Regions from separate parts of the Homo sapiens genome. Here region 1 is linked to region 2. Evidence: read pairs that join two places in POLR2A ChIA-PET (ENCODE). Cell type or tissue: OCI-LY7. All regions are shown on one strand. Links, peaks and the distances in the headings refer to the core of each region. The heading gives the core; the rest is flanking DNA. Region 1 overlaps SH3PXD2A (SH3 and PX domains 2A). Region 2 overlaps NEURL1 (neuralized E3 ubiquitin protein ligase 1).

Evidence for each region. ChIA-PET counts read pairs that join two places held together with the same protein. Peaks named below come from ENCODE experiments on the same cell type or tissue, not always from the same donor. Only the 100,000 strongest peaks of a DNase experiment are listed, where the experiment ranks them.
Region 1: POLR2A ChIA-PET joins it to region 2 with 5 read pairs; 2 of 35 experiments call an interaction of 5 or more read pairs at or near these places.

What each region holds. Positions count from the first base shown.
Region 1 is chr10:103,602,500-103,608,893 of GRCh38, forward strand. It overlaps SH3PXD2A (SH3 and PX domains 2A), which reads right to left. Exons shown (of 15, transcript NM_001394015.1): 14 at 3,299-3,418; 15 at 1-1,290. Among named protein-coding and RNA genes, the nearest start is that of NEURL1-AS1, 88 kb to the left of the region's middle. RefSeq lists an enhancer at 4,865-5,722. In OCI-LY7, for the core only: CTCF peaks have their summits at 3,379 (motif pointing right) and 3,580; a DNase peak (open chromatin) is centred at 3,402.
Region 2 is chr10:103,539,527-103,545,920 of GRCh38, forward strand. The region is part of intron 1 of NEURL1 (neuralized E3 ubiquitin protein ligase 1); the gene reads left to right. Among named protein-coding and RNA genes, the nearest start is that of NEURL1-AS1, 25 kb to the left of the region's middle. In OCI-LY7, for the core only: CTCF peaks have their summits at 3,397 (motif pointing left) and 3,603; DNase peaks (open chromatin) are centred at 3,365 and 3,775; H3K4me3 peaks cover 1,109 bases; H3K27ac peaks cover 896 bases.

The DNA of each region.
Region 1 (6,394 bases), core at 1,039-5,038, 63 kb after region 2:
GCCAGAGGGGTCAGGTTGCTCGTTCTCATCCAGCACCAAATAGTGGGAAGGGGCCCAGCCCTCCAGCTCCCCAAACCTCACATACCACCACCCGCTCTCCTGCTTCTCCAGCACCTGCACCTCCACGCCCGCGGGGAAGCTGATCTCCGAGTCCTGGACCTTCTGGTAGGCGCTGCATGTCATGTACGAGGTGGCTGGCCCTTCCCATTCCTTCTTGGTGGGACATGGGGGAGTGGTGGCTGGGAGGGTGATGAGGTCGGATGAGCTTCTCCTAGACCCCTCACTGGGAGCCTCGGAGGCCGTCTGCGGGGGCAGCTCCGAATCCTCACTCTTGGAGCCCTTGAGCCCTCCACGGAGCTGGCCTGTGGGTCTCAGCTGGCGCCGTAAAGTGCTGATGTCCATCTTCTCTTGGCTCTGCGACTCTGCTCGGTTTAGGAATGGCTTGGGCCGGACCGATGGCTTGGCCCGGGGACAGGAGGTCAGCCCAGCGTTCGCATCAGCATCCTTCTTTGCCCTGACCTTGGGAGTGCCGCGGATGCCTGCGTCCGAAGCAGAGCGGGGCTTCAGGTCGCCACTGGTTTTGGACAAGGAAGAGGAGGAGGAGGAAGAGGAGGAGCAGCAAGTGGTGTTGATGGTGATGGATGAGGAAAAGGAGGCTGAGGAGTGGTTCTTCCCCATTTCTGCCTGGGCATTCTTCTCTGCCTTGAGCTTTAGGAGTGATGATGACTTGGGGGAGCCTGATTTGGGGGAGTTTTTCCTGGTCAGGGACAGCGAGGAGCTGCCTGGGGAGTCGCTGTCCCCGGAGGAGCCTCTGGCTGACAGGGTGTCCTCTGCATATGGCCGGAAGCCCTCATTCTCATAGATGGTCTCCTCTTCCAGGGCCACATCCTCTGAAGACTCACCCACCTTGAAGCGGGCCCGCTGCAGAGAAGAGGCCGGCGAGGGCCGGTGGGGCTGGGCAGGCCGCCTCTCCCCTGAGGCTCTGTCCTCCACGGGCTCCTCGCTCAGCTCAGGCTCTGAGTCAAAGCCGAATGCAGGGATGTCATACTCAGGCTCCTCATACTTGAGCTTCCGCGGGGAGTCCTGGCTCTCACTGGCCCCCGTAGGGCCCTCCTCGGCCTCCTTGGGCTTGCTGGGGGGTGCTGGCGGGGGCACCTTGGGCCGGGTCAGCGTGCTTGTGCGGCGGCTCAGGTTGGGCTTCTTGCGCTTATCGATGTATGATGCGGGGGCCCAGCCCTCCTTCTCACCGATCTGCACGTACCACCAGCCACCTGAGTTCTTATCAATGACCTGGGGTACGAGTGCAGACAAGCCAGTGAGTTGGGAGGATCTGGAACCCTATGACATCCCAAGGTAGGAGTATCATACTTTGGCTCTGGGATAAATTATCTCCATTTTACAGATAATAAACCGAGCCACTGAGTAAGTGGCCCAAAACCCAATATAGTAAATAATGCACCAGAATTCAAACCTAGGTCTCTATCATCTCATGGTTGGTGGGTTCCCACTTGCCAAGTTCCCTCCCTGATCCTCCATGTCTGTGTTAACAGCCGGGTTGAGCTGGCCCACTCTGCCTCCCCCTAAACTGCACTGTTCCCAGTCCCTACAATCCTGCCAGTAGACTAAGGACACGTATGAAGAAAACACTGCCCTTCTGCTGCCCCTTCCCTCCTCGTACCCTCGATGTTGCTAGGTCCTCCCTTTGAGTTCCTTGAAAGGGTCTCTAGGGTCAGAAGAGTATGGGAAGATGCAGATGAAGTGACCTGGGAGGTACAGGCCCGAGGCCAGAGCCTCTCTGCAGAGCCTTTCCCCAGGATCCACCCGCTGTGGTCATCTTACTGGAATCCCACTGAAATCCCACTAGCTGAAGAGATTTCTTTGGGTTGATTGGTTTCCTGTAGGAAGGGCAGGGGGCTTTCAGTCATTTCCATGTTAGTATAAACTGGTTTAAGGAGCTTCTTCCTTAACTTCTGGAGATCAACCAATGGCCAAAAGTGTGGCTGCTGGTTGTGCTGGGGTCCATTTGGACTGGGGAACATAAAGGGCAGATAACTGGGGATTGTGGGACACTCCTGGAGGAAAAGGTCCTGGGGTGGGGAAGGGGTAGCGTGAAAACACTGGCACTATGGGAAGAGGGCCAAGGAGGGAGGGAAAGGTGAAGAATGCAAAGGCAAGAAGAGACCAGTCCTCTGCATCCCCCACTAGAAGAGAAAGATTTTCTCCTTCTTTGGGTCCTACATTCTGTCCTTCACCCTGCCCCAGCCCTGTACCTACAGTTCAAGCACAGGTGGCTCCTGAGCCTGACAGTTCTGCCACATTATGCTCTTTACAGACTCTCCTGGAAACCTCAGTACAGAGAGAATGATTTTTCTTGGAAATTTAGTTGCAAGTTCCAGGCATGTGATTTAAAACATTCACATTGGGAATGTCACTGCTTTAGAGGCAGAGACTGCCCAATGAGTCTGACAGGTTCACTTGTATTAGATGGAGTTAACTCAATTACTACACAAAGCCACTCAGAGAATTGACTAAGTTACAGCTCTTCTCTGCTGCCGGGAATACCATGCTCAGCCCCAGCCACAAAATAGAGTGGCATGAATGCTGGAAGACATGCTGGGGGGTGGAGGGGCGTCCCAGGATCTATCACCCTGTTTTGCAGAGAGAAATGCTTAAAGTTGGGGGTGGCGGGTGAGAGAAGTGACTGCATCAAAGGCCAGGGGTCATGTGGTGTGGACTTGGCCAGAGCCCAGGTCCCCAGTATCTCAGTCTACCTGCCTGGTCCACATCCTCCTAACAACACTTCCTGATGTGGCTTCTGCAGGATCCTGGCCCTGAGATGTTCCTGGGAGAGAAAGCTTGTGGGGTTGGGCAATGCTGTCTATTCTAGACCCCTTGTAGGTGACACTCCCAGTGACATCCTTGTATCCTAGGCTCTGGGAAGCCCTGCAATTAAAACAACAAATGGGTTGGATTTTGTTTAATCCACTGTCCTGCAAGCTCATTTGACCAAAGAAGCCCTTTGTTTCAAGGCCCCCCTGTCACAAGCTCCTGCACATGCTCTGGGAAATGTTGTGAGACAAGCCCTGTGAGCTCAGGGTGGAGCGTGAGAGCTGGGATCTAGTTTAGGCCATGGCACTGGCCAGCGCCAGGCAGATGCTCATCTTTGTGGGGCTCATTTCTGTACCTTTCCTGCCTGCCTGCCCCTCAGGAATCTTACTAGCAAGGCCTAAAATGGGAAATGCAGTAGGTTTTCCACCACAATGAGTTAAAACCCTCGGCCTCATGGCCCAAGGCTTACCTCTGCCTTCTGTCCACCCCGAAAGCTGATGCCATCGGAAATGCACGACTGGAATTCGGCAATGGTGTAGTACTCCACCTCAACAGAAGGGGGCTCTGGTGGCTTTGGCAGTTGGAACCCCTAAGGTTAAGGAACACACAGTGGGCAAAACCCGCCTAAATCAGAAGAGTAACTTGGCCAAGGGTTGGTCCCCACTCAGTCCCCAGGGGGTGCGGATGGCCGTTTACACCAGCTGGACAGCAGCTGGCCTGAGTACGTATCTATCATGGGAGTCTCAGGGTATATATCGCCAGGGGACTACTCTGATGAGGCTTTCTAATAATACTCAGGACTCACGGAAGACTTGTCTGAGCTATCAAAATTCTCACATTACTATTACTATCATCATCATCATCATCATCATCATCATCATCATCATCATCATTACTCTGAGATAGGGTCTTGCTTTGGGACCCAGGCTAGAGTGCAGTGGAGTAATCAGAGCTCACTGCAGCCTCCATCTCCTGGGCTCAAGTGATCCTCCCACTTCAGCCTCCCCAGTAGCTGGGACTACAGGCACACACCACCACACCTGGTTAATTTTTTTTTTTTTTTTTGGTAGAGATGGGCTCTCTCAGGATCTGGAAGAATTTGCTAAAAAAAAAAAAAAAAAAAAAAAAAAAGCTCTCCCCCTCCCCCTCCCCTTCCCTCTCCCTCTCCCCACGGTCTCCCTCTCCCTCTCTTTCCACGGTCTCCCTCGGATGCCGAGCCGAAGCTGGACTGTACTGCTGCCATCTCTGCTCACTGCAACCTCCCTGCCTGATTCTCCTGCCTCAGCCTGCCGAGTGCCTGCGATTGCAGGCGCGCGCCGCCATGCCTGACTGGTTTTCGTGTTTTTTTGGTGGAGACGGGGTTTCGCTGTGTTGGCCGGGCTGGTCTCCAGCTCCTAACCGCGAGTGATCCGCCAGCCTCGGCCTCCCGAGGTGCCGGGATTGCAGACGGAGTCTCGTTCACTCAGTGCTCAATGGTGCCCAGGCTGGAGTGCAGCGGCGTGATCTCGGCTCCCTACAACCTCCACCTCCCAGCCGCCTGCCTTGGCCTCCCAAAGTGCGGAGAGTGCAGCCTCTGCCCGGCCGCCACCCCGTCTGGGAAGTGAGGAGCGTCTCTGCCTGGCCGCCCATCGTCTGGGATGTGAGGAGCCCCTCTGCCTGGCTGCTCAGTCTGGAAAGTGAGGAGCGTCTCTGCCCGGCCGCCATCCCATCTAGGAAGTGAGGAGCGCCTCTTCCCGGCCGCCATCCCATCTAGGAAGTGAGGAGCGTCTCTGCCCAGCCGCCCATCGTCTGAGATGTGGGGAGTGCCTCTGCCCTGCCGCCCCGTCTGGGATGTGAGGAGCGCCTCTCCCCGGCCGCGACCCCGTCTGGGAGGTGAGGAGCCTCTCTGCCCAGCCGCCCCGTCTGGGAAGTGAGGAGACTCTCCGCCTGGCAACCGCCCCGTCTGAGAAGTGAGGAGCCCCTCCGCCCGGCAGCCGCCCCGTCTGAGAAGTGAGGAGCCCCTCCGACCGGCAGCTGCCCCGTCTGGGAAGTGAGGAGCGTCTCCGCCCAGCAGCCACCCCGTCCGGGAGGGAGGTGGGGGTCAGCCCCCGCCAGGCCAGCCGCCCTGTCCGGGAGGTGAGGGGCGCCTCTGCCCAGCCGCCCCTACTGGGAGGTGAGGAGCCCCTCTGCCCGGCCAGCCGCCCCGTCCGGGAGGGAGGTGGGGGGGTCAGCCCCCTGCCCGGCCAGCCGCCCCGTCCGGGAGGTGAGGGGCGCCTCTGCCCGGCCGCCCCTACTGGGCAGTGAGGAGCCCCTCTGCCCGGCCACCACCCCGTCTGGGAGGTGTACCCAACAGCTCATTGAGAACGGGCCATGATGACAATGGCGGTTTTGTGGAATAGAAAGGGGGGAAAGGTGGGGAAAAGATTGAGAAATCGGATGGTTGCCGCGTCTGTGTAGAAAGAAGTAGACATGGGAGACTTTTCATTTTGTTCTGTACTAAGAAAAATTCTTCTGCCTTGGGATCCTGTTGATCTGTGACCTTACCCCCAACCCTGTGCTCTCTGAAACATGTGCTGTGTCCACTCAGGGTTAAATGGATTGAGGTCGGTGCAAGATGTGCTTTGTTAAACAGATGCTTGAAGGCAGCATGCTCGTTAAGAGTCATCACCACTCCCTAATCTCAAGTACCCAGGGACACAAACACTGCGGAAGGCCTCGGGGTCCTCTGCCTAGAAAAACCAGAGACCTTTGTTCACTTGTTTGTCTGCTGACCTTCCCTCCACTATTGTCCTATGACCCTGCCAAATCCCCCTCTGCGAGAAACACCCAAGAATGATCAATTTAAAAAAAAAAAAAAAAAAAAGAACACAGGACAGAGGCAGACCCACCAGCAGGGAGAACACCACGTGAAGCCTGGAGTCAGGCTTCCGGAGTCCCGGAAGCCGGGAGAGAGGCGGGGAACAGGTCCTCCTCCCACGCCTTCCCAGGGAACGAGGCCCTGTCGGCACCCTGATCTCCTCGCCCCTAGAACTGGGAGACAACACGTTTCTGCTGTTAAGCCACCCAGTGTGTGGTACTTTGTTACAGCAGCCCCCAAAAATAAAGACACCATTCCATGTCAAGAAAAAAAAAAAAAAAAAAAAGAAAAATTGTGTTGGGATTTAAATTAGAATTTCATCGAATTTACAGATTAGGGATAAAATTGAATAATACCGAGTCTTCTCATCCATAAATGTACCTTATTTCCATTCTGCCAGGCCTTCAATTCATTTTTGTGATTTTTCTTCATCAAAATATTGCACATTTTAATTAAATTATTCTATTCTTTAAAAAAAAAAAAAAAAGAGAAAAAAACTAGAGACAGGGTTTTGCCTGGTCTCAAACTCCTGGGCTCAAGCAATCCTCCTGCCTCAGCCTCCCAAAGTGCTGGAATTACAGGCATAAGCCACTGTGCCCAGCACAAAATGCTCATTATTAATGCAGTAATTTCTAATCTTACATCTCTGGAGGTCTAGTTTTCAGATGCCTCAATAGCTGAATCTCAAAATGAAAATTAAAAAGCAGAGAAATCTCCTGTAATCGTAGT
Region 2 (6,394 bases), core at 911-4,910:
TTAGGGACAACACGGCTTCTCATTATGGGTGGCAGTTCAGCTGGAGGGAGCAAAGGGGTGTGTGGGGACACCAGGGAAGACACTCCCAGCTTTGAAGTTTCCATGTACTAAGGGCATCAATCAGAATGTTCTCCAGAGGAAATGGAACTCATCTTATGGCTGAGGACCCTGTTTTTAACTTGAGCGTGCAATGTGTCCAATGAAAAGACCACACATTTCAGCTTCTTGTCCAGCTTGGTGTAGGCATGTGACTACATTCTGGTCAATGAGATGCAAATTAGAATTGTTGGGTGGACTTTGAATAAGGCTCCTTTAAAGAGGGGCAGGTAGCTAATATATGTCCTTTGGTTTTGGTTTTCTGTGTTCTTTCTGTTTCTTGCCTGGAATGTGGGCAAGCTGGCTGGAGCTTCAGCTTCTATTTCAGACTATGAAGCAACCTTGCAATGTTATGTGGAAGATGGCGTAGAAAGATGAAAGAAGCCCAGGTCCCTGATAATTACAGAGCTGCCACACTAGCTATGTCTGTGTACCTGCAGACTTCCTATGTTAAAGAAAACACTTAATATATTTTAAAAGCAATGTTATTTCTGTTTTTTATTACTAGCAACCAAATGCAATTCCTCACAGACACAGCTGGTTAACATAGCAGTGCATCAGGAGGAAGTCAGCTGTATTGCATATATGCTTATATCATTGAGATCATAATGTGAGAACATTTTAACCCCTGCTTTTCTGCTTTTAAAATTTTCTTTTATTTTCAGACTTTTTTTTTAAATTTTTTGAGATGGAGTCTTGCTCTTTCACCCAGGCTGGAGCGCAGTGGCCTGATCTCAGCTCACTGCAACCTCTACCTCCCGAGTTCAAGTGATTCTCCTGCCTCAGCCTCCTGAGTAGCTAGGACTATAGCCGTGTGCCACCACACCTGGCTAATTTTTGTATTTTTAGTACAGACAGGGTTTCACCATGTCGGCCAGGCTGGTCTCGAACTCCTGTCCTCAAGTGATCTGCTCACCTCAGCCTCCCAAAGTGCTGGGATTACAGGTGCGAACCACCACGCCCAGCCTTCACACTTATTTTTATCACTACTTTTTTCTCCAGTACCATCACCATCTTCAACTTTATCATCTTGTGCTTAATGTCATTATCATTATGAATAAGAATCATTTTCGTTACCATAACCATCTTTAGAGGATTCTCTTCTTGTTGATGGAGGGTGATTTGTGTATAAAATGTATTTTTTTAAATTAAATATTCCATTGGGGCGAAGTGAGGGGAGGCCGAGGGAGCCTTTGTCATTGAGGAACGTCTGTGGAAAGGGGTGGAATTGGTACTCAGACTTAGGACAGCTTCAATATTCATTGGTCATGGGCCACATCAGTCATTTCTGTGCTGCCAATGGCCAGGGTTGCTCCCACATGGGGATGCCCTCTAGGCATGTAAGTGAAACAACAGGGATGGATTTCAGTCTTCTGCCAGAGTTGGCTGGTAGGGCAGGTCAGGGTCAGTACTGCTTATAAAGAAAGGCAGAAGTAACTGAACTCGATAATGTAAGAAATAAGAAACTGTTGGAGGGTCTTGAGTTGGGGAGTAGCATGGTTTGTGTAGGAAGGATTAGGGATGGGGTGGAAGGGACACACAACTGGGTAGTAGTAGTCCAGGCATGAGGTGATGCAGGTCGTGTGTTAGGCAGGTCATGGGTTAAGTAGACATCAAGAGAGGATTAAACATACATACATACATGCCTACATACATACATAATCAGGGGAAATGCCTGTGTGAAGAAAAATAAGGAGGAAGCTGGGGGAGTCTGGGGGAGCCATCAGACCTCAGTGCAAGTGGGACCCTGAGTGAAGGAGAGGGGTAAGAAAGGAAGGAAGTTTGGTGGGAGCATATCAGACTATAGTGCAATTCTAAGAAAAGTTCTGCAAGACCTTGGAGTATCCTTCAGCCAGAGCCACAGTCCCTGGCCAGTGGAGCCCCACATCTCCCAGGAATGGTCCTGCCTTAATATCCCTGCCACACGCATCACTAGCTGGGGTGAGCTGTGGGAAGCATTGCCTTGGAGCAAACATGGGGATGGACTTCAGAGCTCCACAGCTGGGGCCATCAGTCAAGCGTCCACCCTGCAGTGGAAGATCCAGAGGCCCATTTTCCTGGATGACATGGGGATGACTGGGGTGAGGGACATGAGAAGGTGACTGCTGTTGTCTCAGGCCTATCTATTGCAATAACAAATGCTGGCCTGCACTGACTTAAGCAGTAAGGAGCTGTACTATGCAGAAAACCGGATGTCCCAAGGTGGGTGGCTTTCAGGGTTGGCTGAGTCAAGGCTGTAGGATGAAGTACTTCCCATCTCTCTACTCTGCCATCCTTGGGTTGGTTTCCTTCTAGACCAGTAGTGACATGGCCATGGTGGTCCCAGGAATTGCAGCAGGACACAGTGATATCTGGAGAAAGGAGAACGACCCCTATGTTCTGTGGAGCAAGGATCCCTTTCTCAGAGGGGTTCCAGCACATTTCCCACTGCTGGGAAATCTATGCCTCATTGGCCAGAAGTGGGTCACCTGGCCATTCTTGACCATGTCACTGAGAAGGGGAATGAAACCATTGTGATTGGCTTATTGCCAGGGTATGGCACGCTGGCTGTATGTGAGAATTGCTTGGGGAGCTGGGCCCCACACTTCAGATTTCTCTATGAATTGGTCTAGCGTGGATACTGGGCATCAGTAATTGTTTTTGTTTTTGGTTTTTTTGAGACAGAGTCTCTCTCTTGCCCAGGCTGGAGTACAGTGGCGTGATCTCTGCTCACTTCAGCTTTGACCTCCTGAGCTAAAGCGACCCTCTCATCTCAGCCTTCCAAGTAACTGAGACTACAGACACACACCACCATGCCCAGCTAATTTTTATTTATTTTTTTGTAGGGACAGGGTCTTGCTATGTTACCCAGGCTGGTCTCAAACTCCTGGGCTCTAGTGATCCTCCTGCGTCAGCCTCCCAAAGTGCTAGGATTACAGGTGTGAGCCACCACACTTGGCTCTACCAGTAATTTTATTACCTCCTAGGTGATGCTGATGTGCAACCAGGGCTGAGAACTGCTGTTGTCTTGGGGTGGTGTAGATGTTGGGCATCAGCCACCATGTCCATTACAGTCACTTACTAGTTTTTTGTGGCTTAGACAAGTCACTTACCCTCTTTCAGCTTTGGTTTTCTCATCTGTAAAATGGGGTCTGGCAATAGTTACCTCCTGTGCTTCCTGGGAAGACTGAAACAGTTCGTGAGTGCTCGTAGGCTTTGCAAACTGTAAGTCACTGACACCCGGGGGCTGGCTGCTTATCATTCTTATTCAATTTGGAGGGAAAGCACAGCTCCCTCTGCTGCCAAGAACAGCCAGGGCAGAGATTTCTCTTGAGCACAGCTTCCTGTCATTAAAACAAAAAAACGAAAGAGAAGGGAAAACGACAGACTGGGAAGCCACAGGCAATTGCAGTGGGCTTTTTTCTTCTTGGAAGGCGTGGGTTTGAAGGCGCTGCTATAAATGGTTTATGCAAATGAGCTGGAGGCGCTCTGTCCCCTGCCGCTTTAATCCGGGAGAAGCTGGGAGGGAGCCAGGCACAAGGTTTTCCGCCCCTCCTCCCTGTAGTCCTGCAGTGGGGTGGCTGGGGGCAGGCAGATGCTCTTCTGCTGCCTCCAGGGAAGATGGTCAGATAAGGCTCTGCACTCTGGCTCCCCCATGTTCCAGGACACACCTGGCTGCGTGGCTTCTTGGCTCTTTCTGCTCGAGTGAGCACAGGCTAGTGCTGCCAATAGTACTGCAGGAACAAGGAGGGCCCCCACTGGTGCTGCGAGGTCACGGCCAGGCAATCTGTCACCTTTGGGTCTCACTGGGTCCACAGGGACCTGGGGCACTGGAGAGGAGCAGAAGGGGGAAGAGTAAAGAGCCCGCACCATCGGCTCCAGGCTTTCATCTTCCCTCCCTCCTCCTCCTCTTCCTCTTTTCTTCCTTTCTTCATGAAATCTACTTTGAGCATTATGGAGTGACCACCTTGTCAGATGCTAAGGATCTAGAGATAAAAAGATACCTTTCTACCTTCAGGGTGCTCCCAGTATGGGAAGGGCCTCCTGCCATGGCTGCAGGGCTGGGGCTGCACAGAGGACTGGCTGGACAGCCTTGGAGAGGGATAGTCTGGTCTATTCCATCCCAGGGCATTGGGATGATCTCAGAGGAAAGGCTCTTCTGAGCTGGGGGCTGAAGGTGAGGTGGGAGTGTTTGTGGGACCAGTGCCAGGGAGGGGCACTCCAAGGAGAGGGACAGTGTTCAAAAAGCAACAGACAAGTGATGTGCCATGTTCTAGAACACAACTGGCTCGTGTGCATGGAGCATAGGTACATGGGGTGGGGTAGGGGGGGTCATGGAAGGTGAGGCCAGACACATGGGCTGGGGTCAGTTCACAGAGGACCTTGAATAATCCCCAAAGTGGGGGTCGAGTTTATCCTGATGCTCGGGAGCCACAGGAGGTAGAGGGCTGAGTCGGGCAGAGATGCCCGCCTGGCAGCCCTGCAGAGGGGGACGGAGGCTGGAATGATTGTCCAGAGCAGGATGATGCTGGGGGCCTGAACCATGGGCAGAGCCAGGGGAGGGAAGGAGGGGATGGATTTGAGAAGGACACGGTGACCTCTTGGATGGGGAATCTGGGCTGACACCAGATTTCCGGCCTGGATAACAGAACTCAAGGGATAAACTGGGCCCTGGAACCTTGGGGGTGCCCATGTTGGGTGGGGCCAGGAGGAGGACTGAGAAGCAGTCACTTCCAGTGAAGAATGTGCCGCTGGCCCATCCTGGGTTTCCCACCAGACCCTGGTGGAAGGGGGAATGGGAGAAGGAGCTGCTTCTTCAGACAGTTTAGAAATTCTTGATTGCCTCCCCCCAAATGATCCCCATCCCACATTCCTGATTCAGGGAACTCCTGGTTCAGAGATAAAGTGAACCAGTCCAAAGCCTCTATTTTACAGGTGTGAAAACTGTGTCCCGAGAGGGGACTGACTTGCCCAAGGTCACACAGTGAATTATGGCAGGCAGTGTCATGGTTAGTAAAAAAGGACCCCCAAACAAAGTCTAATGTAGCCCACCTCCTTCACTTGCCCTGAGAACAAAGAGCTCTCTTCCCCAGAGGGAATTGGGCTTGGCTAAGCAGGGTTGAGGTTGTGAGGGGTGCAGCATTTGTTTTAGAGAAGGGAGGGGTTCCCAGGGAAGAGACCTCCTGCCCCTATTTGCCTGCTGGTGGAGCCCAACCCAGGAGCTGCATTTGCTGCCCACATTCTGGAGCCCTGACTGCCACCACCGCCACCAGGAGGGAGAAGCCACGGAGACATTAAAAGGGGCTGCCCTCCCTAAATTCCAGAGCCTCAGGGCCTGCCTGGAACTCAGGAGTTCTGACTGCCAGGGAAGGCTTTGCTTTCTCAATGATGACCCTGCACAGTCCTGGGGTCTCTGAAGGAAGTAATCCCGAAGAGGGAGGTGTCGGGGGACAGGAGCCTGAGAGAAGTTACTGGAAAGGGAAGAAAGGAAGGCGGCGGCAATGAGCCACGGATGAATGTGCAAATTGTGAGATGGGGCAGCTGCAGGGAACAGCTAGGAGCTAGAGCGGTGGGTTTCTGTCATTGCAGTCACCCTGTGGTGGCTCCCCTCCTTGGGCTGTCCTTTGTGCAGGAATACCACAGTCCTGACAGCCACCTTTGGTGGCCACACCTGAACTCTGGCTCAGGAGGGTGGGGCAGCCAGCCCTGAGCCAGCCACATGCCCATGGTCCCCAGGTCTTTAGGGACTAAAAGCCCCTGTTTGTGGGGCTATGAGATGTGAGGTTGTCTGGGGTTGGGGTCAGGGACTCAGTCTAGGGCTAGGACTGGAGGTGTAGTAGCAGGGGACAGAGTTCCTTCCTGGACTCAGTGGGGATGAGAGCCACTGGCCTTTCCTGAGAGGCACTGCATGGACCCCATTACTCACAGGTACCTCTGTGCCTGGGGATCTTGCCTGTGGCCCAGCAGCTGGCATGGCCGGTGTCCTCTGGGCTCTAGGTCATGGCCCATAGTGGTAGGCACAGAGCTGGCATAGTGCAGTGGCTGGACTCAAGTCATCTCTCACCTTTGCTGTATGAGAACAGCAGTTCCTATTTTTTGAGCCAAGCCAAGCCCTCTGCTCCTGCAAGGGACTGCCACACCCTTTTTCTTTCTGGAGCATTTTCAGGTTTATGCCTTGCAACCTGTGAGAGCTGGCACCCCCTGCCTCAGTCCCCACTTTCTCTTTTGGAGACGTGTGTGGTGCTGAAGCTCTGACCCCTAGTGTGGGAGTGGCCCAGAGCCTGGCTGGGGCAAGGCCTGCAGGTGGGTGCCTAGGTGC